2 separate regions of the Homo sapiens genome follow, and region 2 is linked to region 1. Evidence: chromatin loops called from intact Hi-C (ENCODE). Cell type or tissue: dorsolateral prefrontal cortex. All regions are shown on one strand.

Region 1 (8,000 bases):
TCCTCCTGCCGGTATTTCTTACTTGTTTTTAAAAGTTAAGAAATGTAACTATTTTTCTATAAACTACTGTTTAATTATGAGTCATTCCTCTTTTCAACTCAGTAGAGAAAAGCATTTAATCTTGCCACAACAAGGATAATTTCCATGTAATACTTACCTCTTTTATGTATCTTTGTACTCAGAAATTTCAAGATTAATTCGGTTATTTCAAAATTCAGTCTTCCCCCATAAGGATTTTCCTTTTCCCTTTCTCCTGCCCAAGATGACATATGGGTGCTGTGGAAAGCTTCCACAAATAATATAAACAGCAAGGGAGAGCTCTCTGGTCTGTGTGATGGCTTCCACTGAAATATCTTGCCTTATTATCTGTTGTTAATGGATTAGCCTTGAATGCAGTGATTTTCAAACATTGAAACTACCTGGAGGGCTTGGTAAAACATGGATTGCTTGGCCTTACCGTCAGACTCTATAATTCTGGGTTGCACCCTGAGAATTTATATTTCTAATAAATATCCAGGTGATGTTGATACTGCTGAACCGGAGACCACACTTTTAGAGCCACTGGCATATGCTTTCACTGTCCTTATATCTGCTTTCCTTCTGGAACGTCTTTTTCTTTTGGCTTCTCTGACTCTCTCCTAGTTTGCCTGCTACCATATTGACTGTTCCTTCCTGTTCCTTGCCCATTCCTTCTCCTCTCTTGTGATCTAAATGTTGAACTGCTTCAAAGCTCAGTTCCTCTACTCCACTATCTCCATATTATTTTTGGTTACCTCTTCCAACTGATTGACTAGAAAAACTGACTACATGCTAATGACTCCCAAGTTTGTATCTCTTTGTCTGACTTCTCCATAGATCCTCTCACTCACGTTTCTACCTTCTTACTTGATATCTCCTCTTGGATATCCAGTAGGCATCTTAAACTTCATATGACTAAAACCAAACTCTGAGTTATTAAAAAAAAATCTGCATCATTCTTATCCCTCAGTAAACTGTTGTCCAGTCTAGGTGTTTTCCTTGATTCAGCTCTTTTCCTCTACACCTGTCCTGCCTGGATGCAGAGCATCAGCAAACCCTATTGACTCTACTTCTAAAACATTTCCCAGATCTGCCCAGTTTCTGCACTACCATTGACCTTGCCCTCGTAGCTATTGTTGCTTGTTTGGACTGCTGTAATGGCTTCCTAATGGGTCTCTATTTACATATCCTAGCTTCCCTACAATCCTTTCTTTAAGAGCTATAATGATTTTGTTTAATGTCACATACCATCCTTACTTCCTTGAATTTTTTCAGTTCCTTCACATTGCACTTAGACTGAAATTCAAACTCCTTTTTATGGTAGGTAGAGCCGTTCAGGATCCAACCTCTGCCTGTCCCTCCAGCCTTACCTTACAATCACTCTTCCCTTCCTCCACTATACACCAGCCACACCAAACACTCCCAAGTATTTCTCTAAATCATCACTAAAATGTCACCTTTCTCAGTGAGGCCTTGAGTGATTACCTTGTCTAAAATTGGAGTGAGGCAGAGTGCATACATGTGTGTATACACACACAATTATACTCCTTTTCTTCTTAGCACACAACTCCCTTCCTTTTTATTTGTCTTTTTCCACAAGAATATAAACAATGAGAACAAGGATTTTGATTTGGTTTGTTCACTCTTGTATCATCAGTGCCTAAAATAGCGCATAGCCCTTAGATTGGGCTCACATATTGGAGTAAATAAGGTAGTGAGGTTTTTCTTTTCCCTTAGGGCAAAGCTTTATATTAGTTGTTTCTTCTGTGTGTGTGTGTGTGTGTGTGTGTGTGTGTGTGTGTGTGTGTGTGTGTGTGACAGAGTCTAGCTCTGTTGCCCAGGCTGGAGTTCAGTGGCGCGATCTCGGCTCACTGCAACCTCGGCCTCTCAGGTTCACGCCATTCTCCTGCCTCAGCCTCCCCAGTAGCTGGGATTACAGGTGCCTGCCACCACGCCCCGTTAATTTTTTGTATTTTTAGTAGAGATGGGGTTTCACCGTGTTAGCCAGGATGGTCTCAATCTCCTGACCTCGTGATCCGCCTGCCTCAGCCTCCCAAAGTGCTGGGATTGGTGCCTTGTGTCATCCAAATGTCAGATTCGTAACCTCTTTATATGGCCTTTTCAAACTGCCCAGCCTGGAGCTGCCACTAGTCTCTTGGTCATAGCATCCTATTTTTTGTTGTTGTCGTTGTTCTATGTGGCATTTTTTTAAAGTCTGATTTTTTTCTTACTCATCTTTTGTTTGTATATCGATTTTCTTTTCTCCTCCCCTCCCTTCACATACGCTAGAAAGTACATTTGTGTAGATCAGAGCCTTTGTCTTATTTCTTTCTGTATTTCTGATGTCCCAAACAGTAGCTGGATGTAGTACACACTAAAGAAATATTGGTTTAAGGAGTAAACAAACGAAGTTCATTATTCTTTCAACATCAAGCCTCACTTGCATCCTTTGAAGGCAGAAGACCTAACCCAGTTCTCCCTGCTTGCTGACCAGGCCTTCCCCTTGGCTTTCATTAATCCTCTGAAACCCAGCTGTGTTCTTCATTAAGTATTTGAGCTAGCTACCATCCCACAGACCTCTAATGTAGGTCCCAACACTCTGCCCTACCGCAGCCTCCTTCCTGCAATCAGAAGACTCCTTACTTCTCAGTTAGCTTGCTTTTTGCTTCACAAGAGCTTTTCTTTATCCCTTACGTGTTCTACTGGGGCTGAGGGAACCCGGGTTAGGGCCTCCCTTGGTCTGTCTTCCTTGCCACAATCCTTACTCCTTTGAAGCTTCTGGTGTTTGCAGAGCACATGCTGTGAGGATGCCTGCTCTTAGGGATCTAAGTGAGAAGAGAAGGGTATGAGTCTTTTTTGCTGTTGAATCCCTACCCTAACCCTATCCTGAAAAGGGGGAGGGAGGAGTTTATTAGCCTTCATCATTAGCCCTTACCTTTGGCTCTCTTCAGCTGGTAAGTGTTTAAAAGTTTTTAAGTACTATTATTTAGTCTTAAATTTCTTCTCTACCGCACTTTCATTCCATGAAGGCAGGGGTCCATTCTTTATATATATTTTTTCTTCTCATCCCCAGTGTATCTACCTTTATGCTATTTTTAAAAATGGGAAGTCATTTTTGATACACACAAACTTAATTCTTTAAGTATTGACTGTGCTTATAATCTCACTCCTTTGAATTCACAGCAGTTATTATTTCTATCCTGTATTTCAGGTCAGTACAACCTTGGACATCTTCACCTTTCTTTATTATAACTTTAGATCCTGTCATTTCACTGTGCATGTGAAATATCTCGTGGCCCTAATAAGAATGGAGGCTTCTTAAGCCCATGGGCTCATCTTACAGGAATGTGCCTGTTTTGTATTTCAGGGTGTTCTAGAAAATTGCTTTCTTGAGCAAAAAGGAGAAAGTTTTTCATGTCCTCATTTGACCACATTTTGTTCCCATGGCTTTAAGTTGAAAGCTCAGAATCAGCTCTACTCTCATCACTAGGTGGCACTTGTGAATTACAAATAGTCAAATGAATTTTTATGACAAACATGTGATTCACAAATATAGATAATGTTTGGAATCCCTGCATGGACGTTCCTCAAAATGGAAGAAATGAAAGAAGGGGATTCCTAGTAAGTACCAGTTGCTGTGATGTATTTATAAATACATGGTTGAAGAATAAATTACTTCATAATCATTTCGTATTTAATAGTAATATCAATAGGTAAAGTCTGGTCTCCATGCCTGTGTTCTTAAACTAATGTTGCCACAAAGTTGAAATTTTTTTAGGACCTGCTTGCTATTCATCTTAGTTAATTGCAAGAGAAGTGAGTACTACAGGTCAGGTGCAGTGGCTCACACCTGTAATCCCAGCACTTTGGGAGGCTGAGGCAGGGCGATTACTTGAGTTCAGGGATTCAGGACCAACCTGGGCAACATAGTGGGATCCCATCTCTACCCAAAAGAAAAAAGAAAGAAAAGAAATGAGTACTACAGCCCTTTACACTGATTCATACCCAATTCCAAGCACTTACTGTTCTTTGTAGTATTTGAGGAAATACCTGGTTTTAACTTACGAATCCTGTAGATATTCATGAAGGAAAATGTCAGCACTTCTATTTTACTGCTGAGAAAACAGAAACTCAAACTTGTCCACCATTAAGAGATAATAGGTAGACAGAGCCCTACATTCAAACTCAAGTCTGTTGGATTTCAGAGCCTGGGTGTGCTCTTTCATTTATTCTAATGGTACCAGGTAGCCAGTACCCTCTATTCACAATAAAGTAACTGAATGGCAAGTACAAATGTCTGATGAGAATTGTGAAGGAGAACAAGAACCTAAACCACAGAACACTGAGTGCCCAGGGCTAGGACGAGTGAAATGGGAAGTCAACAAAACAAAGACTAGCTACCAGAGAAGTTGGCCTACTTTGAAATTTTGCCTAGAGGCAGCCCCATTTCCTTTAAGCCACTGATGAACAGAAGCTGAATATAGAGTATGTTCATCATTAGGTGCTCTAGGCTTCAAATTCTGGCTTCTCTGAATATTTTCTGACCATCCAATCTTGGGCAAGTTACAACCATGTGACTCCATTTGCCTCCCTTTTAAATGGAAGAGGATTAAATGTGTTAATGTATGAGAAGCACATAGAATAGTACCTGGCACATAGTAAACATTCAATAAATGTTAACCATTTGAGTAGCTTTAGACATTGAACAACATGGTAAATGTTCATTCTGCCTTATTGATACATGAAGTGGAATTTAAGCTATGGCTAGAGTGGTCATACACATCGCAGTTTACAACTAGTGTCCTAATATTATTATTATTAATGCCCTTTTTTTGATCTCCAAAGTGCCCTCAGTTAGATAATAACTCATTTGATCAACCTAGTTATAGTCAACTTTGTTATAGAAGAGTTTTGTGCCAGGAATTTGTTCATGTAAGTCTAAAGTAAAAGTTCCTCCAAGGGAAGATACTAACTTCTACTTCCCGACATGGGGCTTTATATATGTTACAAATTAGGACTGGTAACATTCCCGTGTTAGACTACCTGGCATCAGACTGCACTTTAACACTTGCTAGCTATATAGCCTTGGGCAAGTTTTACTTCTTTAAAGCTAGGCACTTCAACTGTAAAATGAGGACAGCATTAGTACCTTCCTCTAGGCCTGTGTAAATGAGGTAATGTATATAAAGCATTAGTTAAGTGCCTGCTGCATAGAAAGTACATATAAATATGGTTAAGAGATGCAGATTTTTTGCTAAAGAAAAAGGCCTTGATACAAAGTGCTTAGGTTCATTGGAAGCTGAGAGATTGGAGTAGGTGGTGCTTAACTAAGGTCCTTTCACAATGATAAAATCTAATGATTTTATTCTAACAAGTATCAAAAGCTATTTTTGTTTTCTTTTTTTATATTATGAAAAATGTCAAATATTTGTAAAAATAGGACTCCATGAGAGAGCAATGAACCCATGCAGTATTCATCAGTTGGCTTCAACAATAGTATGATACATGTCTGATCTTTATTTTTATGACTTTTGAAAAATAACTGTAATGAGATCTATTTTACACATCATAAAATTCACCCATTTGAAGTGTACAATTTGGTGGGTTTTGCAAATTTACCAGGTTGTCAGCCACCACCATAAATTAGGTTTTTGGTTTTTTTTTTTTAATAATTTCATCACTTTGTCAGGATACCAGCTACTCATTTACTGTTAATTCTAATTTTCACCCTCGGACCCAGGTATCTATCTATAGATTTGCCTTTTCTGAACATTTTGTATAAATGGAATCATACAATATGTGGTCTCTGGTGTCTGACTTCTTTGACTTAGCATAATGTTTTTGGAGTTCATATCGTAAGTAACATATATCAATAGTTTTTCTTGCGGAATAAAATTCCATGGAATAAATAATACTATATTTTGTCTGTCCTTCATAGCCGGTCTTTTAACATCTATATTTATATCGTTTCTCCTCCATTCCCTATCCCTGTTGAATTATTCAAAGGCTATTTTTAATTTCTTAAATATGATAGCTGAAAATATTTATTATATGTTCCTGCTTTTTGTTTTTCCATATCATCTTCTGTCTTCTCATTCATCTTGTCTGTTTTAGTTTTTTTTTCTCCATTTAACAAATCACTTTACTTTGTTCCTCCATGTGTCTTTTTTGGTTTTACTTGAGAATGAAAGGGTGTACAGATCATAAACTTTCAAAGATAGAGACAAGCATGCATTTAATTATCTTCTCACTTTAACAAAAATTCATACTTGTTCAGTGGCAAATCCAGATACTGTTGATTTCCATGTTTTTTTTTTTTTTAATTTAAAGTCTTAAAGATTGACTTTAGTTTTTTATATTGGGCTGATCTATTTGATTCCGATTCTTGTGGTGTTTTTTGTTTGTTTTTTGTTTGTTTGTTTAACTCAGGTTGTTGGAAGAGGAGCCTTTGGAGTTGTTTGCAAAGCTAAGTGGAGAGCAAAAGATGTTGCTATTAAACAAATAGAAAGTGAATCTGAGAGGAAAGCGTTTATTGTAGAGGTAAGTTGAGATTTCATTTCTTTTGTGTAGTTCTGCACTTAAGATACTCTGTGAATTTAATATTATGAAAAAGATTGGTTTCTCAGATGTCATTTCTTTGTATACATGAACATCAGCAATTCGGTTTAATCAAAGGTACTGCCATAGGAACATTTTCTCGTTCATACTCTTAATTCTGATTAAAAATTAGGGGAAAAGCGACTTAACTACATAAATGAATTCACCCCTGAATTAAAACAGTTTCATCCATGGAATTCAGATCTATTTCAAGGCGTAATATTTTAATTTTAAAATAGAAAAGAAATGGTATGCTTTCCCATTATCTAAAATTAAGAAATTTTATACACTTACTTTAAATGGAATGTTTTTAGAAACTCAGATTATTTTAAAGAAAAATTATTTCAAATTTGATTTTTCTCATTTAGCATGAAAATTTGCACCTATTCTTTTAGAAATAGATTAGATTGAATGATGAAAGAAAATCCAATAATCATGAAATTAGCATATTATCAAATTTATCCTTTACTAACTTTGTTATTTTGTATTTTGGATCACATTATTTAGTTAAATCAATGTTTTTATCACTATTAAACCTCATTGGCCAATGGATAAGTGGCCTGTACCTTATAAGCCTTCTGAATTTATATCTCTGTTTTTTCATTTAATCATAATTTCAAAATATACTTCATATTTTTAATGTATAACATGGAAAAATGAGGACTTAATTGTGATATGAGAAAGTGATTTGTAAGTGGCTGAATGAGTTGAGAAATGCTGATAAGTGATTTGATGTCAGCATGAAGAAAGATGATTTCTAGTAATATGTTCTAGGAGTCTAGCCTCAGCTTTGTTTTATGCAATATTTTTATTACAGTTTAGATAAAGCTATTGATCATTTCCTGTTACATTAGCAGTTTCACAAAGCTGGGTGAAATAGCATATGTGTTAAACATTAGGAATCACAAGTCAAAAAGATCGTAATAGCGTGAAGAAAATTTTTTAAATCCAGATGAGATGTGCATGTAATGTAAAAAATCAAATGGTTCTCCAAAAATTCTTAGTAAAAAAGACTTCAGTCTCCTGTACCTCCTCCAATCTAATTTTCTGCTTCCCAAAGACAACTACTTTGAGCTCATTCCTTCATGTTTGGTGTCCCCAGTCCAGATGCTGTTTATTACCCCTTCTCTAAAGAATCAACCTCTAGTCTTCTGCTGGGATGATAAGAGATAGTCATTGAGCTGTTTGAAGTCAAGGAAGGAATCTTTGAGTCTTTTACACTGTCCCCTGCCCTATCCTTTGATTAGCTCATTTGCATAGGTACCTCATTCTGCTGCCACTCCCCAACCTTTTGGAAGCTTTGTGAGATAAATCTGGTTGTTTCTCCATTTTTCTCATTGCCAGTTTATGATGCAGCTCTTCTAGGTCTGCTCTATCAGTTATTG
Region 2 (8,000 bases), 630 kb after region 1:
TTTAGATGTTGGAAATTATAGAAAATTACAGTCATTTTCCAAAGTAGTAAGCCTCTTAGTAAGACAGCTTTGTAACTGGACCATTTCTACTTAATTGTAGATTTTAGTAAAGAAGCACCACAGAGAGTTTCTTTGCACAGTCAAAAGTATGGATTTTTGGACTTGCTTTATTAACATGTTTTACACTGAGAGAGATAAAAGTGTATGAGAGTAAGAGAGTGTGTTGGGGGCAGGCAGGGGGCGGGAGAGAGAGAGAGAGAAGGGAAGAGAGAGATAAAGTCCAGAGAAAACATGGAAATGGTACAGAATAGAAGAGCCATCTGACTCTAACTCTTCCCACCCCAATGCTGACTTTGAGACACATGTTGTATGTAAAATTTTCACAATCATTTTTGTGGTTTGGTGAATCAGGCAAGTTTTTAGAAGTGTCTGTAATTGGTCTGCTTAATAAAAAGAAACCTTGCTGGGCAGCATAGAAATCAGCCATATTTCTAATTAAAACAGTGTTTTTATGTTGTCTAGAACATTGTAAGTGTCTGGAATTCCAAAGCACATGTCTGTAAGACGAAACCATGTGACAGAGATAGATAGGGCTAATAAACAGAAATAATAATACCTTGTATCTATCAGGCAGTTGAAACTTTCCCAGGCACTTTCTCCACCTGTCATCCAGTTGTATTCTTCATAGCAACCCTGTAAGCTAAGTAGGGCAGGCGTTATCGCCCTGTGACTCCTAGATCCTCCAAGAACTTTGGGACAGACAGAATGAAGACTTGCCTGAGATCACACAACTAATTAATTGACGTATCACAACTGAATCCCAGGTGTCCCATATTTGTGCTAGAAACTGGACCATGAGAAGAGGGCGTGGAAGGACAATTGCGCGAGAAACATTTCTTCACCTGGGAGGGGAGATTTTGTCATTGCCATCTGCCCAGCACTGAGCTGGCTGTCCTGGTTCCAGCAGCACTGGAATCATCTCCAATGGGCATATTGCTTCCTCCCTCGACAGCTCCCTGGGATCTGAGGGTCTCCTCAGAGTACAGGCGTTAAAGACTTCGGAGAGCTGACCACACCATCAGTGTCTCAGGGTATCATGCTAATGTGACCCTACTCCCATGGGTTTCAATCAACATCTGGTAATAAAACCAAGAAATGAAGTAGGAAAAAATATTAACAAACTAGTCTTCCACTGAGATTTCTACAGGAAATATTTGTTTCTGGCTTTTTCTGCAAAATTTGCAGCTACTTTCCTGCTTTTCCAGTAAACTTCACCCAGCAAAGCAGAGACACTAGGCAAGCGAAATGTTTGTTGGGTGAGATAGATACAGCACCACTTGATTGCAACTCCTAAAAAAGATGCAGAGAAAACAAAGATCACGGGGAAATCTACCAGAGCAAGAGAGTCATCATTTGGGGATGAGAATTTTTTTTCCCTTCTTTTGTCTTATATTTTATGAAAGCTATATTTATATAATATGTAATTTTTATATAATACTTACAGAATAATCTATAATTATATAATACTTATATAATTTTTCAATGTTTCCTTTTAACTGGGAGGAAGGGGATGATGGTTTAGGCTGAAGAATGGTCGTGGCTGTTGGCAGGGAAGAGAAATAAAGCAGCCGATTTCTGTTTGGTGAGAAGGAAGCACCGGCATTCCAGGGCCCAGCCTACAGCCTCCCCTCTGCCTCGTTGGTGCAGACAGCATGCAAGGAGACATATGTAGGTTCCATGCACTGTCCAGATGTCACACCTGGACCTAAGAATCCCTGGACACACTGCAGGGACTATCCATTTTACTGACTGCTCAGGAGCTGGAGCCTAGCCAGGCGTGGTGGCTCACTCCTATAATCCCAACAGTTTGGGAGGCCAAGGAAGGAAGATAGCTTGAGGCCAGGAGTTTGAGACCAGCCTAGGCAACAGAGCGAGACCCTGTCTTTAAAAGAAAAAAAATGTGTAAAGCTGGAATCTCCAGAAGAACTAACCCTCCTATAGCCGTGCTTAGCAGGACAGGGCAGGTACCGTGCTAAAAACCCACCTCGGTCCTGCTGCTCCTGTCGTGTTCCAGAGGGGGAAGAGTCAACACTTTGCTGGGCTGAATAAAATCAACAGCAGCTTATTGTGCCAACTGTGGCACAGGCCTCTGGTGCCCTGTTTGGCCCTTGGCCTGCTGACTCAGTGGCTGCCCTGATTCTCCGATTCTCCACTGAGAACCAAAGTGGTAGACCCCTGGCTAAAGAGTGGCGCCCATGAATCCCTCGTGCCCTTCCCCTTATATGCAGCCTGTGTGTCCGGAGCTGTGTGTGGGTGGCTGAGTATAACTAGTGGGGATGGCGACAGTCCACAGGACTCTTCACCTCATCACATTGGCTGTTGGGACTCTTTAGGAAACCAAGCCACTGCTGGGAAGTGAGATCCTGGAGGAGCAAGTGTGTGGAGGGACAGTTAATAAGATGTTAAGCCCAACTGGGCCTGTTTGGCTCAGAATAATTATCTAGAAGGAAAAGAGGTGGGCCTCAACCTTCTTGATGTGTTTCCGCTTTCCAAGGTCTGTTGGCCTTCTCTGACTCCTCAGCCCCATTTGAGGAATGTTTTGAGTGCCGAGAGCCTGGGAGAGGCATGTCCTCCACGGGACCAAACAGTCAGTGGCTACTCCTTATTTCCAGACAAGATGTTCTTGGCTTGGAACTTATTACTCAAGAAACAACTTGGATGTGGTCAAGTTCCCACCCACCCCGACCCGGTGCCTGTCTGAGAACACCTCAGAGACCCCCGCATGTCAGTGAACATAAGTCCTCCCTTGCTAGAGGGGGAACCAAGACTTGTAAAGAGAAACAAGAGTGAGTTGGGGTTTTTTTCACCTGGGAGAAAGTCTATAGTTGACCCATTACCTTTTCCTCTGACCCTCTTTAAAAAGCAGATTGTGTTGCAGCAGCTCTGCTGAAGTGTTGTATGGCTTTTTGTCTCAAGGACTTTGAAACTAGCATTGGTGATTTTTTTCTTTTTCTTGGCAACTCTCCCTCCTATTCCCCTAGTGTTTTATATTCACTGTCTGGATGATTTAAATACAGTAGCTCTTGGTATAGACATCCTTTTGACTTTCCCTGTGGCCTGAACTATAGGGATATCTTCTTTCTGAGAGTAAGTAAACACATTTAGAGCAGAAGCAGAATGGCTTTGTTGTCATCAGAGGGAAAACTCCACAAGCCCCCAAAGCGCCACCACCTCTGCTGTGTTGGAACATCCACATCTCCAACAGACAGACCTCTGTGTTCCGGAGACACCGTGCAGGATCTGAGTGTGTTTGTTATCCAACGGGTATAAGAGGGAAATCAAACATTCTTTCATATCATTAGAAGCCCTGTGCAAACACAGCCCCGTGCACAAAGGCCTTTCCCGAGCCCATAACAAGGAACTGTTTGTCCTGGCTGCCTGTCTTTAGCAGTCGGAGCAGGGCCAAGCCGACAGTGGTGTCATGGGCCCTACTGCGATTTTGCTTTCTTGGACCAAAATTTTACAGGTGTCATGGGACAGAGCTCACCAGGTAGAAGTTGAATCAGATCACCTGCTGGGAACCTTCAGTAAATGCCACACTGCACAAGCTCGGAGCTGTGATGGAACCTGACAAAGAGCTTGCACCCAACCACAGAAAAGTCAAATGATCATTTTGTACATTTGCCTTTGTGCACGGGAATTGACTAGCCACACATGCCGGCAGCCGGGACTCGTGTCTGCCTGCAAATGATGTAACCAAAGAGAAACCTGGGCTCAGGATCAAATGTCTTCATCCTCACTCCCTTGAAGAACACAGACTTAACCCTGCAGCATCTGAACACTATCGAGGGGTTGGTTTCTTCACCCAAGAGCATTTTGATCAGTTCAGCCCAGACCCATATGTTTTTCTGGCTGCTGGGATTCATTGAGTCCATTTATTCTGTCTCCTAGAGTGGCACTGTCCAGTCCATTTGCCTCATGCTGCACGTGGCTGTTGAGCCCCTGAAAGTGGCTAGTCTGAATTATGATGTGCTGTAAGGATAAAATGTGCTTTGGATTTGGAAAGTTTAGCACAAAAAAAAAAAAAACTGTAAACTATCTCATTAATAATTATATTAGCTATATGTTGGAAGTATTTTTATCTATTGGGTTAAATAACATACAGTATTCAAACTCATTTCACCTGTTTCTTTTTACTTCTTTTAATGTAGCTGCTGGAAAATTTAAAATCACAAATGTAGCTCGTATTGTTTGTATTAGACAGGGCTGGGCTAGTGCTTGAAGGAAGTTTAGGTTTGTAGTGCCATCTGCTGGCTCATCCGGAGCAGACGTGAATGTAAACAAGAATGAAGCAATCTGAGCTAACCCACACGTTGTCTCTTAGCCTGGCAGCACACAACCTTTTTATTCCAGGAGCTTCTGAAGCAGGACCAGACTGAACCCAGAAGCTGCTGAATCCCCAAGAGCCTCGGGAAGGGGAGTGACAAACTGCTCAAAGGTGCAAGCCTGTGTCACCTCATGGGTGCCAAGGAGGCTCTTGAGATAGAGTAGTGGTTTGCTGCTCACCTTCCGCACTTGGGGCTCTTTCATGCAGTCTTTTTCACTGGTTGCTATTCTTAAGAAATATTTCAGGCCAGGCACCATGGTTCACCCCTGTAAGCCCAGCATTTTGGGAGGCCAAGGCGGGCGGATCACTTGAGACCAGGAGTTCAAGACCAGCCTGGCCAACATGGCAAAACCGCATCTCTACTGAAAATACAAAAATTAGCTGGGCATGGTGGTGCACACCTGCAATCCCAGCTACTCAGGAGGTGAGGCAGGAGAATCGCTTGAACCAGGGAGGTGGAGTTTGCCGTGAGTCAAAATCGTGCCACTCTACTCCAGCCTGGGTGACAGACCGAGACTCCATCTCAAAAGAAAAAAGAAAAGAAATATTTCAGGCCAGGAATAGTGGCTCCCACCTGTAATACCAACACTTTGGGAGGCTGAGTAGGGAGAATCACTTGAGCCCAGGAGTTTGAAACCAGCCTGGGCAACATTGTGAGACTTCATCTCTTTTTTTCCCCTTCTCTGTGGCGCAAGACCTCATCTCTACAAAAAAAAAAAAAAAAAAAAAATTTAATTAACTGGGCAGGGTTGTCCCAGCTACTTGGGAGGCCAAGGCAAGAGGATTGCTTGAGCCCAGGAGGTTAAGGCTACAGTGAGCTGTGATCATAACACTCCACTCCAGCCTGAGTAACAGAGCAAGACCCTGTCTCAAAAAAAAAAAAAAAAAAAAAAAAAAGAAATATAAGCAATCATTTAACAACATAGTAAGGATACAAACCCATCCTTCAGGAGACTGCTGTCCTCGCTTTAGATAATGCTTATTTGCCTTGATTTGTCAAGAATTGGAATTTGTCAAGATTTGGAATTTTGCTGGCAAGTACCTGCATCCAATGTCTATTGTTGCATAATAAATCACCCCAAAACTTAATGACCTAAAACAATAGTAATCACTTAACACCTCTTACAGTTTCTATGAGAAATGTGAATGTGAGTCAGGAATTCAGGAGTTGCCCATCTGAGCAGTTTGGGCTGAAGATCTCTCATAAGGTGAAGTCAGATGTTGGCTGGGGCTACACTCAACTGAAGGTTTGACTGGGGCTAGAGAATCTTTCCAGGGTGGCTTGTTCACATGACTGGCAAGGTGATGCTGGTTGTTGACTAGAGGCATCAGCCCCTCTCCACATGGGCCTCTCCACAGAGCTGCTTGAATGTCCTCGAGGCATGGCAGCTAATTTTCGACCTAGCCTCAGAAACTATACACCATTACTACTGCTGCATTCTGTTGGTCAAAAGGCAGGAAAAATGCATCTCACCTTTTGATAAAGGAATGTCAACATTTCATTGTAAAATTGGAAAATAAATTCCCAAAGTGCCCAACACTTGTATAGCACTGTACGGCTTTTTTAAAATGCCCTATTTTTCAGATGAGGAAATTGAATCTCAGAGAGGTGGAGTAGCTAGCCTGAGGTCTCATGTCTGGTGAGAAGGATGAAAGCCCGGTTCTTTTGACTCCTACTATATGCTAGTGAAGCCTATCCAAGTTATCTCCTCCTATCTCCCATATGCTATTGTAACTAAGAATCACACTGGGTTTTTTGTGTCTCCAGCATTTTCAGGATACATGGGGCTCTCTTCATTCAGGGGCTTTAGATATGTCCTTATGTGGTATCTCCCTATAACTTGTCATTTTATTGAGTTAGGCTGTAGGTCTTATGGAAGTACATTTCAACTAACTAGAATCTTTCTTACAAAAGTGCTACATCAATGAAAAATGACACATTTTCCAATATTGTTCATGTCATTTGCTTCAAAAATCTCAGAGACAATAACATTGCAATATATGTGTTCTTATTCTGTTTGATTATCCAGGTATTATTACATCTTATCTGTCTTTAAACAGGAAATAAGTAATCACTGCTTGCTTTCAGTAGTTTCCATATTACTTGGTCATCATAAAAAGGAGGTTTTATCATTTTTGATGTTCCGCCTGCCAGAATTAAAATCCAGCTGCCATAATCATTTTCTGTTATTCTTGGTTTCAGGTAAAACTTCCTTTTCCTGTAGATCAAATCACAGATCTTCCAAGGAACGATTTCCAGATGATGATTAAAATGCACAAGCTAACCTCAGAACAGTTAGAGTTTATTCATGATGTCCGACGGCGCAGCAAGAACCGCATCGCGGCCCAGCGCTGCCGCAAAAGGAAACTGGACTGTATTCAGAATTTAGAATGTGAAATCCGCAAATTGGTGAGTTGACCCATCCATTGTGATCAGCAACCTGAAGTGACCAGGACTAATGTAAAGTAACAGCAATGAAAGTTGGAAAAGTAGACAGAAGGGTCACCCTTTGCGGAAGTTTGGGTTTATTTTTTAAGAAGTTTCTCAACAGAAATAATAGCTTTACATCTGTGCGTGTGTGTGTGTGTGTTTGTGTGTCTGCACGCGCATGCATGCGCGCAGGTGTGTAATAGTGTGTCAATATTTTATATCCTTCAGTCATTATTCATATAGAGGTAGTTATTTTTTATTTTCCATCCAACATGTGAAAATAACTGATGTTGGCCAGATGTGGTGGCTCACGCCTGTAATCCTAGCACTTTGAAAGGCCAAGGCGGGTGGATCACTTGAGGTCAGGAGTTTGAAACCAGCCTGACCAACATGGAGAAACCCTGTCTCTACTAAAGATACAAAAAATTAGCCGGGCATGGCAGCACGTGCCTGTAGTCCCAGCTATTCGGGAGGCTGAGGCAGGATAATCACTTGAGCAGGGGAAGTGAAGGTTGCAGTGAGTGGAGATCACGCCACTGCATTCCAGCCTGGGTGATAGAGTGAAACCCTGTCTCAAAAAAAAATGAATAAATAACTGATGTTGATTATGAGCATCTATGGTCCAGGTATTCTTCTAAACTGTTTTTATGGATGATCCCATTTAATCCTCACATGAACGCTATGACTCAGGCACTCCTTTATCCCCATTTACAGAGGAGGGAACTGCAGAAGGGCTGGAAAACTTCCCAGTACTTGGTAGAACTTGAATGCAAACCCAGGTGTCTGATTCCAAATCGTGTCTTGTACCACTGCTTTCTCCTGCCTCCTGGCAGAAGAGAATGGAATAGAGATAGGACGCCTACCTGCAGAGGGGCCATTGCTCAGGAGATGATCTCCTGACATTCTTTGCAGGCCCAGGGTCCTTTCTTTTGCAGTTCTGCCTCAAGGTGGCTGTCATCGCCATCCCTGTGCCTGAGAGTGTTTTGTCACAGAAAACAAACTCCCGTCTCCCAGGCTCCCCCATACTCAGAGCTATGTGCCCCCGCCCCTTCTCCTTGATAAGCAACCATAAACTACAGAAAGTAAATCCAGGTGACCTCTGGCTCCTGACTGTAGCTTTGAAGACAACCAACTCAACCTCCTTCAGCTCCACCTTTCTGCCACCAAATAACAGAAACTCAT

What was found. Hi-C counts contacts between places; a loop is a spot of excess contacts. Peaks named below come from ENCODE experiments on the same cell type or tissue, not always from the same donor. Only the 100,000 strongest peaks of a DNase experiment are listed, where the experiment ranks them.
Region 2: a loop joins it to region 1, with 3 times the contacts of the local background. A loop is called at or near these places in 10 of 110 quality-filtered maps.

What each region holds. Positions count from the first base shown.
Region 1 is chr6:90,570,255-90,578,254 of GRCh38, reverse strand. It overlaps MAP3K7 (mitogen-activated protein kinase kinase kinase 7), which reads left to right. Exons shown (of 17, transcript NM_145331.3): 2 at 6,448-6,558. Among named protein-coding and RNA genes, the nearest start is that of MAP3K7, 13 kb to the left of the region's middle. In dorsolateral prefrontal cortex, a CTCF peak has its summit at 3,522 (motif pointing right); no DNase peak of the experiment used is centred here; H3K27ac peaks cover 266 bases.
Region 2 is chr6:89,936,941-89,944,940 of GRCh38, reverse strand. It overlaps BACH2 (BACH transcriptional regulator 2), which reads left to right. Exons shown (of 9, transcript NM_021813.4): 8 at 6,591-6,797. Among named protein-coding and RNA genes, the nearest start is that of GJA10, 46 kb to the right of the region's middle. In dorsolateral prefrontal cortex, CTCF peaks have their summits at 2,956, 3,289, 4,101 and 4,306 (motif pointing left); DNase peaks (open chromatin) are centred at 3,350, 3,669 and 4,330; H3K4me3 peaks cover 1,137 bases; H3K27ac peaks cover 3,229 bases.